Linked DNA regions of Mus musculus: region 1 is linked to region 2. Evidence: chromatin loops called from intact Hi-C (ENCODE). Cell type or tissue: heart. All regions are shown on one strand. Each heading gives the region's core, and the rest is flanking DNA. Links, peaks and the distances in the headings are about the cores only. Region 1 holds the start of Gm52212 (a long non-coding RNA gene). Region 2 has its middle 4.7 kb from the start of Gm34201.

What was found. Hi-C counts contacts between places; a loop is a spot of excess contacts. Peaks named below come from ENCODE experiments on the same cell type or tissue, not always from the same donor. Only the 100,000 strongest peaks of a DNase experiment are listed, where the experiment ranks them.
Region 1: a loop joins it to region 2, with 5 times the contacts of the local background. A loop is called at or near these places in 12 of 42 quality-filtered maps.

The regions. Positions count from the first base shown.
Region 1 is chr15:84,209,148-84,217,429 of GRCm38, reverse strand. It overlaps Samm50 (SAMM50 sorting and assembly machinery component), which reads right to left. Exons shown (of 15, transcript NM_178614.5): 13 at 6,800-6,946; 14 at 6,252-6,393; 15 at 1,347-3,304. The coding sequence ends at 3,259. Gm52212 (a long non-coding RNA gene) reads left to right here and starts at 160. Exons shown (of 2, transcript XR_003951633.1): 1 at 160-433; 2 at 591-943. In heart, for the core only: no CTCF peak of the experiment used is centred there; DNase peaks (open chromatin) are centred at 4,099, 4,469, 5,069, 7,379 and 3 weaker places; H3K27ac peaks cover 4,810 bases.
Region 2 is chr15:84,628,004-84,636,331 of GRCm38, reverse strand. No RefSeq gene overlaps it. Among named protein-coding and RNA genes, the nearest start is that of Gm34201, 4.7 kb to the right of the region's middle. In heart, for the core only: CTCF peaks have their summits at 4,553 (motif pointing right) and 6,428 (motif pointing right); DNase peaks (open chromatin) are centred at 1,721 and 4,551; H3K27me3 peaks cover 2,393 bases.

The DNA.
Region 1 (8,282 bases), core at 283-8,282, 420 kb after region 2:
ACAGGAACATCGATCAGCAAGCATCAAGGAAAGCAAATGACTGTGTTCGGTGCCAATAGAAATGTGAGCTTTCAAGAGAAATTGGGTTGGGGCATTTATATCTGTCACACTGGCAGTCTCCCAGTCTCCAAGGAGCTTTATGACACAATCGACGATGGTATTAATGTCATCTTTTTATTCTGGGTAATTGTGACATGTCAGCATTGAAAGACTGGGATCACTTAAGAACCCCCATGCCCCAGTGACCACTGCGATGGTGCAGGACGGAGCCTGGGAGACCAGAGCCTCAAAGGGCTTTCCACGGAGATCAGAAATGAGGCAAGCTCGAGACAGAAAGCTAAGAGTGAAGGCTGGCAGCTCCTGAGTGGCTTTGGACCATACACTGGGGGATGGGCACCACCACCACAACACAGGCTCTTCCCTCAGTATCAAGGTAAGGTTCCGGACAAACAGCCTTGCTCAGGACGCCAGCACACTCCAAGCAAGGAATCTGGTGTCCTTGTAGAACAGGCAGGCTGGCTACCAGACTGCTCCCTTACAGAGTGGAGCAAAGGTTAATTAAACACATCTCAAACTCTGTCTCTGCCTAGATCTTTCTGCATGCTGAGGGGAAATGAAGCATTAAGCTGCAAAGAATCTGGGCCAAGGCCGACTCAGGAGTTGCCTGCCCTCCTCAGCTTTCTACCCAAGCTCCCTAAAGCCTTCTCAGACTCCCAGGCAACTGGTTCTGGTCTGTCCACCACAACCCTCTGGAAAGGGACAGAATTCACCCCTTCACCCTGACCTTCCACCTTGCCCCACCTCCTTCACCCAAGAGCAGCCTACAGGGAAGCCTGAAAAATCAAACAGGTCGGGCCACGCTGGAGACAGCGGCTTTCATTAATGAGCCCAAGGCAGCACCGGGGGCAGCCCAGTCTTGATTAAAACCAGACTTTCACAAGTGCCTTCCCTGGGTTCTCAAAGGTCATGGAGTCTGCAAATCTGTGTCAGTTTCTGCAGCTCCCAATCCCCATTCTGAACACCAGGTCCTTAGTGGGTTCCAATCATCAATGAGTAACTGCAGACTGACATTTCCAACCATTGAAAGGAGTAATTTATTCTCAGCAAACACCAGTTTCCATTGAAGGTAGTAAGGGAGCAAGGGACAGGTGTGTGTGTGTGTGTGTGTGTGTGTGTGTGTGTGTGTGTGTAGGCTGTTCCCCAAGCCCCAAAGTTATTCAGTAAACAAAAGGTCCCAGGGAGGACAGGAGCTGGTCTGCATGAGACCATGGGGGTGGGGGGAGTCAGCAGACACCATGGAGCAGAGGTCCCAGGCACATCCTGTTTTCAAAGACTTCAGAGGAGGATTAACTCTAAAATACATTTATTATTTTTTGTTTGTTTGTTCTGTTTCTGTGTGTAGCCCTGGCTGTCCTGGAACTGGCTCTGTAGACCAGGCTGGGCTCTGTCTCTTGAGTATCACCTCCACTGCCCAGCTTATGTCAGTTTTTTAAAGCTAAGAATATCCCCCAAGGGGCTTCAGTAGTTAAGCACACTGGCTGCTTTGGCAGAGGACCTGGGTTCACGTCCCAGCATCCACAGGGTGGCCCACAACAATTTTTAACTCCAATTCTGGGGAATCCAATACCCTCTTTCTGACCTCCACAGGCACAGGGTACCCATGTGGTATACATATATACACAAGGCAAAAATACCCATATACATAAATAAATAAATCTTATAGTAAACAGAAAATTATCCCCTAAGTACCACTTACAGAGACCTCCATCAGAATAGACAGACTCCCATGTCCCAATGCTGGCTAGCTAACATCCCCTTAGGCGCCACCTCCCAGCTCTCAGCCTGGCAGAGGGACAGCACTCAGGAGTGGCTAGGGATGTGCCTCAGTTGTTGAGTGCTCACCCATCAGGCACGGAGCTCTGGGCTCCATCCCCAGCATTGTGTAAATCCAACATGGTGGTACATGCCTGGAATGCCAGCACTTGGGAGGGGAAGGCAGGAGGATTGGATCAAGGTCACCCTTGGCTACAAAGTAAAACCCACAACAACTGTGTCTATCCTAAACACATCCAGACTTAACTTTATCCTGAGACAATTCAGTACAACATCTTTAGTAAGTTTTCTGAGATGGAGTCTTCCATAGCTCAAGTTGTACTTGAACTCAAGGTAATCCTCCTGCTTCAGGTTCCTTAGTGTTGGGATCACAGATATGAACCGCCCCTCTGGCCCAAGCCTCCACACTGTAAGCTGGAGGTAACACAGGCCTGAGGCAGCCGTGTGCACATGCCCGGCATCACTCTGATGTGGTGTGCACACGGGTGACCCCAGCACATGAGGAGCTGAGGACCCCTGAGAGTTCAAGGCCAGCCTGGGTAAGACCTTTGCCTCCTGCCTGCAAAGCAATCCTGAAACATGGTATCTGACAGCCCTGCGTATCTGCGGATACCAGCATCCAAGCAGGGGACAGGAGTGGCTTCCAACAGACCCCCCTTTAAAGACCGAGGAATCACAACCACACAGCTGGAGCAAGAAAGGAGCAGGGCGCAGGCAGAGCTGGGTGTGCTCACCAGCTAGCCTTGAAATGCAGCTATCGGGTCCATCTGGGACCTCATGTTACAAGACTGTCCTTAAAAGAGCAGAGGCAGAAGTCTGGCCTGCCAGCTCCGAAGAGAGAGCACAGAGGTCTTTAGCAGTCAGTCTTGCCCAGCAGCACCTGAGCCTATGGCCCACTGGACATCGCAGGTTCCTGTAAGACGATAGCTGTGCAGCCTGAGTCACAAGCATGACAGGCAGGAGCAGCCATGGCTATCAGCAGACAGCGCACTTCCCGTCTGCCTCGGAATCCTAGCATCATACCAGCACTGGCAGGTCCTGCTGCACTGAGGTGGTAACCTGTGACATGACAAGGTCAGTGTCCTTCAGGGCCACCCCACAGCTCAGCCCTACTTCTGGTAAGTGGGGTCCCAACAGTAGACTCTAGGAGTCTACAAGGAAAAGGCTCTGAGAAGTCACCTGAAAGCCCTTAGGCCCAGGACAGCACAGGTCAGACTGTCACATGTCCTCAGGAAAAGCATGTGTCCATAAAGACGCATGGCCTGAAAAACAGACCACATCCAGGACACCGCTGAGCGTTTAAAATTTATTGACGTGATTTCCCATAAGGATTCCGGCCCAGAAGCACTCAACCGTGTCACCTCCAAATAGGCTTGGAGCCTGGGAGATGCCTGTTTCTCATCCAAGCTGCCCCTGGGACTCAAGTTACAGGAACCGAATCCCAGCTCCAAACTGGACACCATCACAAATCCTAAAAAGAAAGAGAGAGGTCAACAGGACGCTCCTTACACCATCGAGAGGCTCTGTACGCACCCCTACCCTGCCCCTGCCCCCCCCCCCCCAGTTCCCTAGGCTAATAGGAATTAGCCCCTGGAGAAAGGAGAAAAGACAGGAATAGAGCCCAAGACCCTCTGTTGCTCCATCCCACCCAAAGGTGCACTGTCCTGTTGTCAGGACAGCAAGTAGAGCCTGGGCCTCACAATGACCAAGCAACCCAGCCTCAGAGAGGCCAGCCACCAGCCAGCCCTTTTCTTGACCCAGGATGACATACATAAAGGGTCACCTCAGGTGTGCTCTCTGGAGAGCTTAGCTCAACCATGTCCTGTGTGGGCCTTCTCAGGACTGGCTGCAGGCACCAAACACCCAGTTCTGAGTGCTGTGCCATACTGGAATGTCAAGGCACAGGTAAATGGAAGCAGTCACTCTGCCCTGGGGAGGAGCCTCCTGCTTGGAGGGAAGCTGAATCTCTGGAGGCTGAAGACCCAAGCCAAGCTGCACAGTGCACCTGTGCCCTCAGCCCCGGCCTACATAAGAGGGACCACGGCTGCCTCAGAGAAGTAAGCTTTGAGATAAGCAAGTCAAAGATGCCTGTGCTATGACACACACCACAGAGCAATGCCCATGAGTATTCGAGGTGGCATCCAGAGTTACAGGGCCAGGACCCATCAGTGCTCTGCAGACCCCGTTGGCCTCCTCAGCCTCTACCTCTAGGCCAGGTGTAGGCTGCCTTCCTGCTGCATGGTGCCAGTGCTCACCCTTATACCAGGCCTAGCAGGGGTCATCCGAGAAGTCCACTGATACCCTCTCTTAACCCCCAAACACTCCACCCTGGATGGTGTGCTAGGTGTGGGCAAACAGCACTCGTGGGCCCCAAATAGAGCCCTTGACAGGCACAGAGAGGAAGACATTAACAAGGCTGAAGGGAGGGGGAGGGGGAGGAGAATAGAAAGAGGCGCACTTGTGAGAAGCCATTCCCTTAAGGCTTCAGCAACCCCACATTCTCTGTCCACCCATACTATACCCCTCCCCCAGGACAGCTGTACCCACATACAGGATGCCCTCCCCAGCTGCAATGATGGTGTCCTGTCCCTCCTGAAGCTCAAGGAACAGCTGGAGCGGGGCTGACTCACTGCTGAGTCTCCAGGGACCTGGTCTGAGGAGTCACGCTGTGACAGAACTCAGGTCCCAGAGAAGACTGTGCCAGAAATCATTCAGGACACAAGTCAGAACACTTCAAACTGTCACCCTTTGCAAAGGCCACAATTGCCAGTTTCAGAGCACCTGGCTTAACTCTGGGGGTGGGGCTACAGACAACTGTCCACCTGCCAACTGCCTAATTTTAGAAACATGATAAAATTGAGGTCATTTCCCTCAAATGTTTTCAAATTCCACTCTTGCCAACAAAGCTGCAAGGCAAACCACACTAGGGAAGGTATCTCTATGTTCAAGGCTGACCCTGGACAGCCTTCACTACCCACAGCCAACACCTGCCTGCCACCATCACAATGGCAAACAGCTGCCAGGCAAACCCGGGCCAGGGTCTTCCCCACTTCAGCACAGCAGACTTCTTCTTCCTGAAGGGTATGTTCTCAATTTATCTTTGAAACATGCTTCTTGGATTTAACTCATTGCAGCTGAGGGGTCCTGAGCTGTAAAGAACACTCGCTAAAGGGCCAATTAGCAAGAAGCTCAAGAGCGAAGGAACTGCTTGGTGCACACTGCCACCCTGTGGCTGCTGTCAGTATTACAGCAGCATGGGCCACAAGAGGTGAGCTGCTCAGAGAGCTGCTGCAGCTGTGGTTGGCACTGGAGCCCACCACACCCCTGTGACCTGGCCCCAACACAGTATGTGAAGGCAGCTGGCCACAGCTCCGCTTCAGCTCCACCTACATGGTAGGCTGCACAGAGCTAACCCAGGCTGAGAAGGCACCTGCTGCGCACCAGGGCCCAGCCCTCCTCTCCTCACTGCACTGTGCAATCAGCAACTGTGGCAGGTCAGACTGTAGGCAGCAGGCGTGGTGGACAGAAGACACTGAGAGACAAGAACAGTGGGCCAGTACAACACAGCAGTATGGGAGTGACAGACACCATAGTCAGACCACACAAAAGCAGAGCGGGAGGGCCGCTCGGACATGCAACATTTCCCCTGAAAGCTCAGAGCTGTCTGTCAAAGCCTTCTAGTCTCTGCACAGGAAAACAGAGCCAGAGTAGCTATGTAACCTATTCCAGGCCCTACCACAAGGCAAGGTGGCATCTGGCCTTGTGGCCCGTGGGAATTGATCTGTCTGGGATAAAGGCACAAGAGAGGGGCCCATGAGAGGCCAGGTGCTTGCATTGGCTCCCCGTGAGGCTGCCTGCCTGTCAGCAGGTGGCCCGTCCCATGGAAGCCAGGTACAGTGTCCTAGCAACTGCCTCCCACCATCATGTCTGGACCTCTGACTTTCCGAGCTTTGTTACTAAAGCTCCCTGCTCATAACAATCCCTCTGGGCCTCCAGACAATGCCTACAAGGTAATGTAAGGCTCTCTCTATAACCCTGAATGGCCCTTGGTCTAACCCACCCAAGGAACACAGACATGGCTCCATGTCCATGGGTGGAGTCCTCCAGCCCAGAGCAAAGCTGTGGGCAGCCCCAGGCCAGGGTTGGCACAGGGAAGCTCTCTCCTGCTTTACACATCCAGCAAGCAGGGTCAACACTTCCCCTGGCTAGCCCCTGAGGCAGAGCAGCAGTGCTCCAGGGAAGGGGTGGGTCTTCCCTTCCCCCTCCAACTAAGAGCAGCTCAGCAGCGGACCGCATGCTCTCATTCTTTAGTTGACTCCATTCTCTCTTTAAGTTCAGACCTATACTGAAGTGGCCATCTCGGAACCACTTGCAACAGAAGCTCCGATGAGCTGCAGAGCTGACAGTGGCCCACACACCTGTCGCCCCCCTGCACGCCCATAGGAATGCAGTAGTTCAGCTCCAGCCGAGCGATGTTGCCAAGTCGGAGGACGACGCCTGCTCCATAGGACCAGCGGATGCACTCAGCTAGCTTCCGGATATGGGCTTTGGGGCCCTCACCTGAAACAGTGAAGGTGGTGAGCAGAGGTGTGGCCCTCCCTGACAGGGCCCCTTACAGCTGGATCTAGCTGGTGGAGACAGGTATGGGGCTGGCATCATGGGCACCCGACTCTTCCACAGCCAGCTGAAGGTTTCGACTCTCTGGGCCTGGCTACCCTGCCCCTTGGCCTAGAAAGGCTCTTCTAGCAGAGCAGCGGGGCCCATGCCACACCTCAGAGAGGGCCCAGGGCTCCCAACTGCTCAGTGCCCTGTGAGCATCCTCTGGACAGAGCTGTGCTGAGCTCTGGGCCCCGGAAGCACTTGAAGCTTGTTTCTAGAGTAAGCCGCAGCCTCCCCTTTACATAACGGCATTGTAAGGGATGGCACCGTTCTGAATCGGAAGGATGCGTGGCCGGGGCTGACTCACCATAGTTGAGGTTGCACAGGTTGCCCGCATTGAGGAAAAAGTGAGTTCTGAAAAGCTCTCCGAAGCCACCCTGGCCTGGCCGGAAGGGCAGTGGGGTGTAGAGGTGCAGGCCCCCAGCCCAGTAGGCCTCGCCGCCCAGGTAATCTCCTAAGGAAGGGAACAGAACCTGCTGACTCAGCCCTTAAGGCTCCTGCTTCCAGTTCTGCTCCACAAACTGCGAGGGCAAGGCCAGCCTCTCTCCTTTACAGGATCCTTCCATGATGCAGCTGAGGAGCCGGGGTACCCCAAAGGAATGAGGCTGCTGCCTGCACTGTCTGCAGGGCCAGGAGGGAAGGAGCGACCTGCTCCTCCTCCTCCAGTGGCCACACTGAGCCTCCGTGACCACCATGGAGATGGTGTCTGAGCCTAGCCTGCTGGGGCTGCCGGAGCCCAGGCTTTCCCCCAAACCCCTGGTTTCAATGGTGAAGACCAGGCCTGGAGAAAAGTTCCTTTGGAGTCAGTCACTGGCTCGAGTGACCCAGGAGAGGAAAAGTGCTGGGGTGACTTTCTTATCTGAGCCCTGCAGCCTGCAGCTACTCAAACTCAGGAAGGAAGTATCTGGCCTCTGCAGGCCCTGAAGCCAGAGCCTCGGTAGTGCTCCTCATCAGGTGCCTCGGCCTTGCTCCTCCGCCCTTTCTGTTGCTACTTTGGTGCTCTTCTGAGCTGCCCCATGTTCCTTGCCCCTGGGGCTCCTGCTGACATGGCAGGAAAGCTTCAGTTCTCTTAATCCTATGTTGGTCGCCAGTGGGGAAGGGATGTAAGAAAATAGAGAAGCAAGGGTTTCTGGGAGACTGTTAAACAGCATAGCATGTGTGAATGTGGGCAGTACTAGAGGGCTGTGAGGCCTTGTGGAACCCAGGGGAAGCCAGCTGAGCTGCCATCAATCTACCAATGTATTCCAAATGCACATAGTTGTCACGTGTCACTTTGGAAATGTGTATGAGAGCTGGAGAGATGAATCCTGCTAAAGCTAGGCTTAAGGCCAAAAAAAAAAAAAAATGTATATGACAGCCAGGCCATGGAGGCCTACACCTTTCATCCCAGCACTCGGGAAGCAGAGGAAGGCTAACTATGAGTTTGAGGCCAGCCTGGTCTACATACTGAGCTCCAGGACAGCCAGAGCTAAAATATAAAACAAAAATAAAACCAAAACCAAACATATACTTGTCAGCATGTATGTCTCTGTGCACCACATGAGTGCAGTGCCTGCCTGCAGAGACCAGAGAAAGGCAATCAGACCCCAGAACTGGAGCTACTGATGGTTGTGAGCTGCCAGGTGGGTGCTAGACACCCGGGTCATCTGGAACAGTCAGTGCTCTTAACCGCTGAGCTGTCTCTCCAGCCCCTCACTTGTCATTTTGCATCTAAAACAAAACAAGACCAAGTTTAATCTATTTCTACCATTAACACTTCCTACCGAGTGCAACTGAGTAGCAAAGCTGCA
Region 2 (8,328 bases), core at 289-8,288:
TCTCATTGACGCTGCCCACAGGGCAGGGCATTTGTGGGAGATGGGAGACCCGCACTGATACATGGTCCCCCAGAATCCACTGGGACTCCTGAATGACACACCCAGAACAACTGGTTCATGTGGGGAGGTGTCACTGAGCTAGACATCTGCCAAACTTCAGCGATTTATCCTCCTCTCTGGGAACCGCCTGGAGGCAAGTCTGTAGGACATTTTCTTGATTAATAATTGATGTGGAATGGCCCCGCTCACTATGGGCAGGGCCACTCCTGGGTACGCGGGTCTGGGTCATATAAGAAAGCAGGCCTGAAAGCTATGGTTTCTGCTTCAGTTCCTGCCTCAAGTCCCTATCCTGACATCCGTTCATGATGGAGTATAACCTGCAAGCTAAAATAAACCTTTTCCTTTTTTTTTTTTTTTTTTTTTTAAATATCCCTTCTCTCTCAGTCAGCGCAGCACCAGATCTGTACTTAGGGTTTTTTTTTTTTAAGATTTTATTTATTTATTATATGTAAGTACACTTTAGCTGTCTTCAGATCTCATTACGGGTGGTTGTGAGCCACCATGTCGTTGCTGGGATTTGAACTCAGGACCCTGGGAAGATCAGTCAGTGCTCTTAACCGCTGAGCCATCTCACCAGCCCAACCTTTTCTTTTTCAAGCAACATTTCATTATGGTGTTTATCATAGCAACAGAAACCAAAAATATACCTGTGTTATGGGCTTGCCATTTTGATGGATGTGTGGCCATCTCAGCTCATTTATGGATGCTGTGTCCCCGTCCCCCCGTTCCCCCCCCCGCTCCCCCCCCGCCCCCCTGTCGTCGTCCCCCCCCGCCCCCCTGTCGTCGTCGTCCCCCCCCCCCCCCCCCCCGCTCAGGTTAACGCTGGTTTGATTTAGCCGCACCTGCGGGAGGCAAGTGCTCTGCCAGTGAGCTACACCTCCCAACTTTGGTCCTGTCTTTATTGTCAGATTCTGGGATAGACCTCAGCTGTGGCTTTCTTTTGGCTTGTGTACTCCACGATTCCAGAATATGTGGCTTCACGGAGGACAGCTTTCCTCTCCTGCTCCCCTCTACTTGGACACCTCCTTCTCACCTGCTGGGTTCCAGGTTCAGAACAGCCTCCTCTGAGAAATTCCCCAGCCCAAGACCCTGCCCATAGAGGGCATCAGGCACATGGCCCTCTCGGCTGTGAAAGGTGGAAGGGATCAGCCTTCTTGTCATTCCCCCCAACCCCGACCGGTTTCTGGGGCATCAGCCACGTGACTCTAGGTTGCACCTTCCTGTCTCAGGATGAGTGTGGGGATCAATCCAGATGAGCATCCACTGCCTACGTGACTGACACTGGGTACCTAAAGGACAGAGGCACCTGCAGGCTTGCCTTAAAGGAATCCTTGCTTAGGAGCCATGGGGATGGGAGCTAGTCCAGATGGAGCGTCTCAGGAACTGGACCCCCAGTTTACTGTCTATGAAGTGGGTATAATAAACCCTATCAACTGCCTCACATGATACTTGTGAGTTGCTCAGCAGTGACTGGCCGCCAGTGCGTTGCGTGTGCGTGTGCGTGTGCGTGTGTGTACGGGGCACTGTGTATCCATGAGACTCCTGTCAGCTCATGCTCAGTCTGGATGTCTCTGCTCTGAGTCTTACTTTGCCAGTCCTCAGCCTTCTTCCATCCTCCCTTGGCCCCACTTGGCAGAGGGCTGGTTTGGCGTGGTCTGCTCTGAGGAGATCCCTGGGGGCCCTGAGCTCATTGCTTATGCTCCTAGCCAGGGAGGCTTGGTTGGGCTGTGAGCTGCAGGTCGAGAACAAGGCTGACTCTTCCCCTGTTAAGCTCTGCTGCTCCTGCCTGGCCACAGTTCACCAGACTTGGTGAATCTGCAGTGCCTGATTTGGCAGGCAGAGAGCAGAGAGTGAAGGTGGGCAGGACCTCTGTCCCCAGATAGGGCTCTGGATGACTTTCCAGGCTCTTAAAGATCCATTCATCTAGTTCATTCATCCATTGTCCATCCATCCATCTATCTGCCTGCCTGTCTATCATCCACTCATCCACCATCCATCCATCCATCCATCCATCCATCCATCCATCCATCTATCTGCCTGCCTGCCTGCCTGTCTATCATCTATTCATCCACCATCCATCCATCCATCCAACCTCTATACTGTCCCCATTACTTGTCTGATGGCTGATTCATGAGGCCACTATTTTGTGGTGAACACAAGGGTCGCCGATATGGTCACTGACTTTGTGAGCATTCATGGTGGAATAGGAGAGGCAGTCAGACAGAGACCAACCATCCTAATATCAGATAATGCATGCAGAAATGGGTATGACTGGCCTCTCTGACTTTCCATGGCAGCTGTGTGTGTGTGTATGTATATATATATATATATGTGTATATATATATATATATATACATATACATATATATATATATATATATATATATATATATATATATAGTGTGTGTGTGTGTGTGTGTGTATGTGTGTGTTGTTGTTTAATATTGTCAACCTGACTGGATCTAGAACCACCCCAGAGACAATCTTCTGATAGTGTTTGTGAGAGGGATTTTCTTTCTTTCTTTCTTTCTTTCTTTCTTTCTTTCTTTCTTTCTTTCTAAGGATTTATTTATTTATTATATGTAAGTACACTGTACTGTACTTACATATAATACATGGAATTACATATAATAAATAAATGTACTTACATATAATAAATATAAACAGCTACACTGTAGCTGTCTCAGACATCCCAGAAGAGGGCATCAGATCTCATTACAAGTGGTTGTGAGCCACCATGTGGTTGCTGGGATTTGAACTCAGGACCTTTGGAAGAGCACTCAGTGCTCTTAACCTCTGAGCCATCTCTCCAGCCCCCGTGAGAGGGATTTTCTAAGTTGTGTTAATTGAAGAGAGATGAGCCTAACTATGGGTGGCATATATAAAGGAGAGAGCAAGCCGAACACCAGCATTTGTCTCTCCCTGCTTCCTGTCTTGAGCTGCCTCAAGCTCCTGCCACCATGTCTTCCACACCACAATCAACTGTGCCCTCAAACTGTGGCCCAGATAACCCATCCCTTCCTTTAGTTGGCTCTGTCGAGATGTTTTTAAAACAGCGGTGAGAAAATTTACTGATGCGGCATCTGAGTAAGAATGAAGTAGGAGAGGCTCCGTGGCCTGCTGGGGAGGTGGGTGTCAGTCAGCTGAGGGCCTTTGAAAACCTGAACTGAAATCACACACCACAAAAAGCCATTCTTTTGGGGGTGGGGGGCTCAGTATGGGTTTTTAGTACATTTATACTAACTGTAGAACTTTTTTTTTTTTTTTTGGAGTTTTTGAGACAGGGCTTCATGTAGCCCAGGCTATCCTTGAACTCACTGTGTAGCCAAGGATGACCTTGAACCGCTAAGACGACAGACGTATGCCACACTCATCTTAGATGCTACTAGGGATGGATAGGGATGGACCCCAGAACTTCATGCATGCATGCATGCTAAGAGAGTGCTTTACCAACTTAGCCACATACATCTTTTCATGTCTCTAGATATCAGAGGTGAAGAGTAACCTCCTTACCCCACCCTAACCTGGCTATCACTAACATGAGTTTTGCTTCTATGGAGTTGCTCACTCTGGACATGTCTGCTCTCTGGGGTCTGCTCCACTTGCATCCTTCCCTACCCGGGTCCTACTCTCTCTCTCCAGGATTCCTTGATCTCTATTGATTCCCTACTATGGGGGGGGCATAACTTGGTGCCTCTGGGTCTCCCGTAGGCTGCCGTGCTCTTGGGTTGTGCTCTGCAGGATCTGCACGCTTGCTTTTGACACTGAGCCTCAGGCTTGAGCTCTGCAAATAGCTCGTGATTGATGATCAAGCCACCTTGTGCAAAAACACCAACAGCCCATCTCGCCAGGGAGGTCATGAAGACCCAGGGAGGGGAATGGAGGTGAGTTAGAGTGGGAAGGTGTTGGGGCTGGGATTTGAACCGGTGTCTGACTGTGTCGCTTGTGTTTGAGCTGTCCTCTTCCAGCCCTCTTCTCCTAACTGTCGGCAGGTTGGAGAGGTGGCCAGAGGTCCATTTCCAAAAGTCAGTGTGGAGCATTGCCGAGAGCAGAGTGTGGGCTCTGCCACCATGTCTCCTGTCTATCTGTGTCGGAGACGGGTATGCATAATGGAACTAGTAGCCATGTTTGTGAATTCTGACTGGAGATCAGGATTGAGATGAGCCAGCCTCCAGACTCCCATAAGCCATCTTCGCTTCAGTTCTCACCCGTAGATGACCGGGCTGGAGCTGATCAGGGTGTGGAAGGCTCTCAGGAGTCCTGGCTTTAGATCCCTTGCCCCCTCAAGAGCTCATTTCACTTCCTCTAAGTCTCCTCAGTCACAGAATGACTGACAATAACTAATTAGAGAACAGCATGGGGGCGGGGAGGATGGCTCAGTGGTGGGAAACTCCTGAGGACTTTAACCCTGCCTGATACCTGCCCCTTCCTACCTAGAGAGCCCTATCACAGCACTGTTCTCGGTTTAGGTGTGCGTTGCCTTCCTTCGATCCGCCACTAGAGGGCACCAGTGCCCTGCAGATGCAGGTTTTGACACATGGCCTGTCGATCCAGTTCTCCAACCTCACTGCTTGGCCCAGCACTTTCCAAGACTTCAGCACAGAAAGGGTGCTTGCTCCGAGGCAAAGTTGGGGCACCATACTCTTGACCACACTCTGTATGGTCACCATTTGGGAAACTTCCTGCTGGGCCTGGTCTAGGGTTAGGCTGGGATGAGGTTTGCTTAGGGCCAGCCACCCAGGCTGTGGAAGCAGATAGGGAAGCTATGGATAAAGAATAAATGTTGTATATAGACTGGGGGATTTTTTTTCCCAGCCGCAAAGCAGAACAGAGTTAGGCTGCTAGCAAGAAAACACACACAACTGGAGATGATTGTGCCAAACACAAGTCCACTTCAGAAAGAAAGGTTGTGTGTTTTCTCCCGTTCATGGATCCAGGATTTTATTATGTAGATGTATAAGTACATAGGTATGGACGATGAGAGATAGCTGGGGGCAAACAGGACCAGTGGGCAGGGCGAGAAGCAGCTCTTTAGCGGGGTATGGCAGGATAAATTGTACTGAGTATATTACATACTGAAGTGAAAACCTGTTTACGGATCCCAGTGTAATGAAAGGAAAAAACGAGACAAAAAAATCAAAACACCCCCAGACCTGCAGACACCTTGATTTGTGTTTCTCGTCCCCAGCGCTGGCTGTGAGGAAATTCATTTCTGCTTAAGAAAATAAATAAATCGGGCGTGGTGGTGCATGCCTTTAATCCCAGCACTCGGGAGGCAGAGGCAGGTGGATTTCTGAGTTTGAGGCCAGCTTGATCTACAAAGTGAGTTCCAGGACAGCCAGGGCTATATAGAGAAACCCTGTCTCGAGAAACCAAAACCAAAAACAACAACAGCCGGGCGTGGTGCCGCACGCCTTTGATCCCAGCACTCGGGAGGCAGAGACAGGGGGATTTCTGAGTTCGAGGCCATCCTGGTCTACAAAGTGAGTTCCAGGACAGCCAGGGCTACACAGAGAAACCCTGCCTCGAAAAAACCAAACCAAACCAAACCAAACCAAAACAAAACAAAAACAAAAAACAAACAACAACAACAACAACAACAAAATCCAACAACAACAACAAAAAAAAAAGAAAATAAATAAAACAACCAACCTGGGGCTGGAGAGATGGCTCAGCGGCTCAGTTCCCAGCACCCACGTAGTGGCTCACACCTATCTGTAACTCTAGTTCCAAGGGATATGATGCCCTCTTCTGAACTTCATGGGCACCAGGCACATCCGTGGTGCACAGACATTCATGGGGGCAAAACACTCGTACACATAAAATAAGAATAAACAAGTCTTTAAAACTGAGCATAATACAAAACTTAGTATGCTAGGCTCATGAACGTAGAGAGTGTCAGGTGACGTGCTTCTGAGTGCTGTGCTTGGGGACTGACTGAGTCTCCTCCCTACCCACAGGGCGTGTGCCCACCACTCTCCAATCCCTCCCAGATGGGGGACAGGTCTGCTCAGAGCAGATGAATAAACTGAAGCTCAGGCAGGGACGAGAACTCCCCAGGGAGCCTCCTGTCTTCACCTGGAATCTTCTGTCCTGATGGTTCATTTCTCTCTTGCTCCACGGAGCCTGGGTTGTGATCTCTGTTCTCAGGTCTCAGGCCCCTCATCCAGGCCCCAATCTAGCCCATTCAGTGTAGGGGAGACTCCGTGGGTGTCTACAGAGCTCCCGACACTGAGCATCCACAGATAATGGTTGAGAGCAACATTGTGACTGTGGAAGCACAGGCCTTTTCCATTTTGGGGGATCTGGTTCTAGCAGACCTCTTGCAGCTGCCTCCTATGCCTTGGGCTGGAAAAGGCTCTGGAGCTGGGCCAGCAGAGGTCGCCATCACCCTGCTTGAGAGTGCAAGCCTTGGACCAGACTTCAAGTTGCAGGCATTTCAAATCAGCACTGTGTTAGTATGGTTCCAATGGATTGGACCAAAGTGACTGTTTTGTCCCTGACCAAGATGTGTCCTCCAAACCTGTGTCCTGCTAGGACCTGTCCCTTCTTGAGGCCTCTGTTTCCCACAAACTCTACTGGAAATGGGTCTGGAGACTAGGGTACCAGCCCATTAGACTGAACCCTAGCTTGGAGAGAGATAGGAATATTGTCAGTCCAGGAGATGGTGTTCAAAGGATCAGGTAGCGAGACATTGTCCCTACCGCACCCTGAAGTGATCTCTGCTGCACCTCCTTGCCCTCCATCACCTGTTCTGTGCCCTGGGGGAATGTCAAAGCCTAGGTAAGTGTTAGGTCACCTGAGTTCTGCACAGAGGAATTCCAGGGGGGAGGGGAGAAGGATGCCATTAGAGCCTTAGGCTACCTTAGCAGATGACCACAAGCTAAAGGCTTTAACTACATGGACTTATTTATCCACTGAGTTGTGAAGGCCAGAAGTCTAGTCAAGATCCAAAGGCTCTGCCAGCTCCTGTAGGCTGGGGCATCCCTTGGCTTATGGGTACATGGCTCTGTATCTGCTCCCACTTTCCTGGGTCCATCTGATGTCTTCTCCTCTGCTTCATTTAAAAAAAAAAACACTATGTAGTGTATGTGTGTGGGTCTGTGTTTCTCTGTGTGTGTCTGTGTATGTGTGCATATTTATGTATGTTTGTCTGTCTCTCTGACTCTCTGTCTCTCTGTTTCTCTCTGTCTCTGTGCCTCTTTCTCTGTTTCTCTCTGTCTCTGTCTCTCCCTGTCCCTCTGTCACTCTGTTTCTCTGTCTCTCTGTGTGTGTGTCTGTGTATGCATCTGTCTCTCTGTATCTGTCTGTCTGTCTCTCTATTTCTCTCTCTGTGAATGCATGTGTGTGTCTGTCTCTCTGTCTCTGTCTCTCTGTCTTTGTGTGTCTCAATTTCTCTGTCTCTCTGTCTCTGTTTGTCTCTGCCTTTCTGTCTGTTTCTTTCCCTCTCTGTGAGTGTGTGTGTGTGTGTGTGTGTGTGTGTAGGTCAGAGAACAACTCTCAGAAGGGAATCCTTTCTTTCCACCAAGTGTGTCACGGGGATCAAAGTTGAGCCATTCGCCATGGCTGTGTTCACCTTTACCCGCTGAGCCATCTCCCTGGCCCCCTCTGTCTTTTTCAAAGACACGGACCCCAAGATCAAGGGCCCACTTCACAGTGCAGGATGCTGAGACCAGGTCTTCAAGTTAAGGCCACATCTATCAGAGTTAAGAGTTGAATATTCAGCCCACCATGTTCCCAGGCCAGTCAGAGCAGAGCTGGCTGGAATCCAGGAACTGTCTCCCAGGGCCCATCCCTGCTTGCCGCAGGACCCTGTGTAGCATGAGGTGTGGCTCTTGCTCCACAGTGTCTATGTCTTCCATTTGTATCTATCACCCTGGCAGCAGTTACAGGTGTCTGTGTGTACGTTGGTCAGTCCTTCAGAGCCCCCTGCCCCTCGGAGCCTACCCAGGGGTCTCTATACCCTTTGAAACTCAGCTCTGGCTTAGAGCTGCATAGAAGGCTATTCAGGGACCCCTCCCAAATTTGGGAGCTACACCCTAGTTGCCCCCAAGACTCTGCTCACATAATATCTCCTTCTGGAGACCACCAGCATCCCTCGGGTGGCTCATTCTGCTGTGTGTTAGACTGGTTGTCCCTTGGCGGGGGTCTGATTCCTGGGCCCAACATGGCCCAGCAGTGGGTAGAGCCTGTGCCATATGAGTAGGGCAGGTGATGTGGAGGTTTGAAGGCTATGCCTACTGGGCAGTCTTCTTACTTTGAAGACTT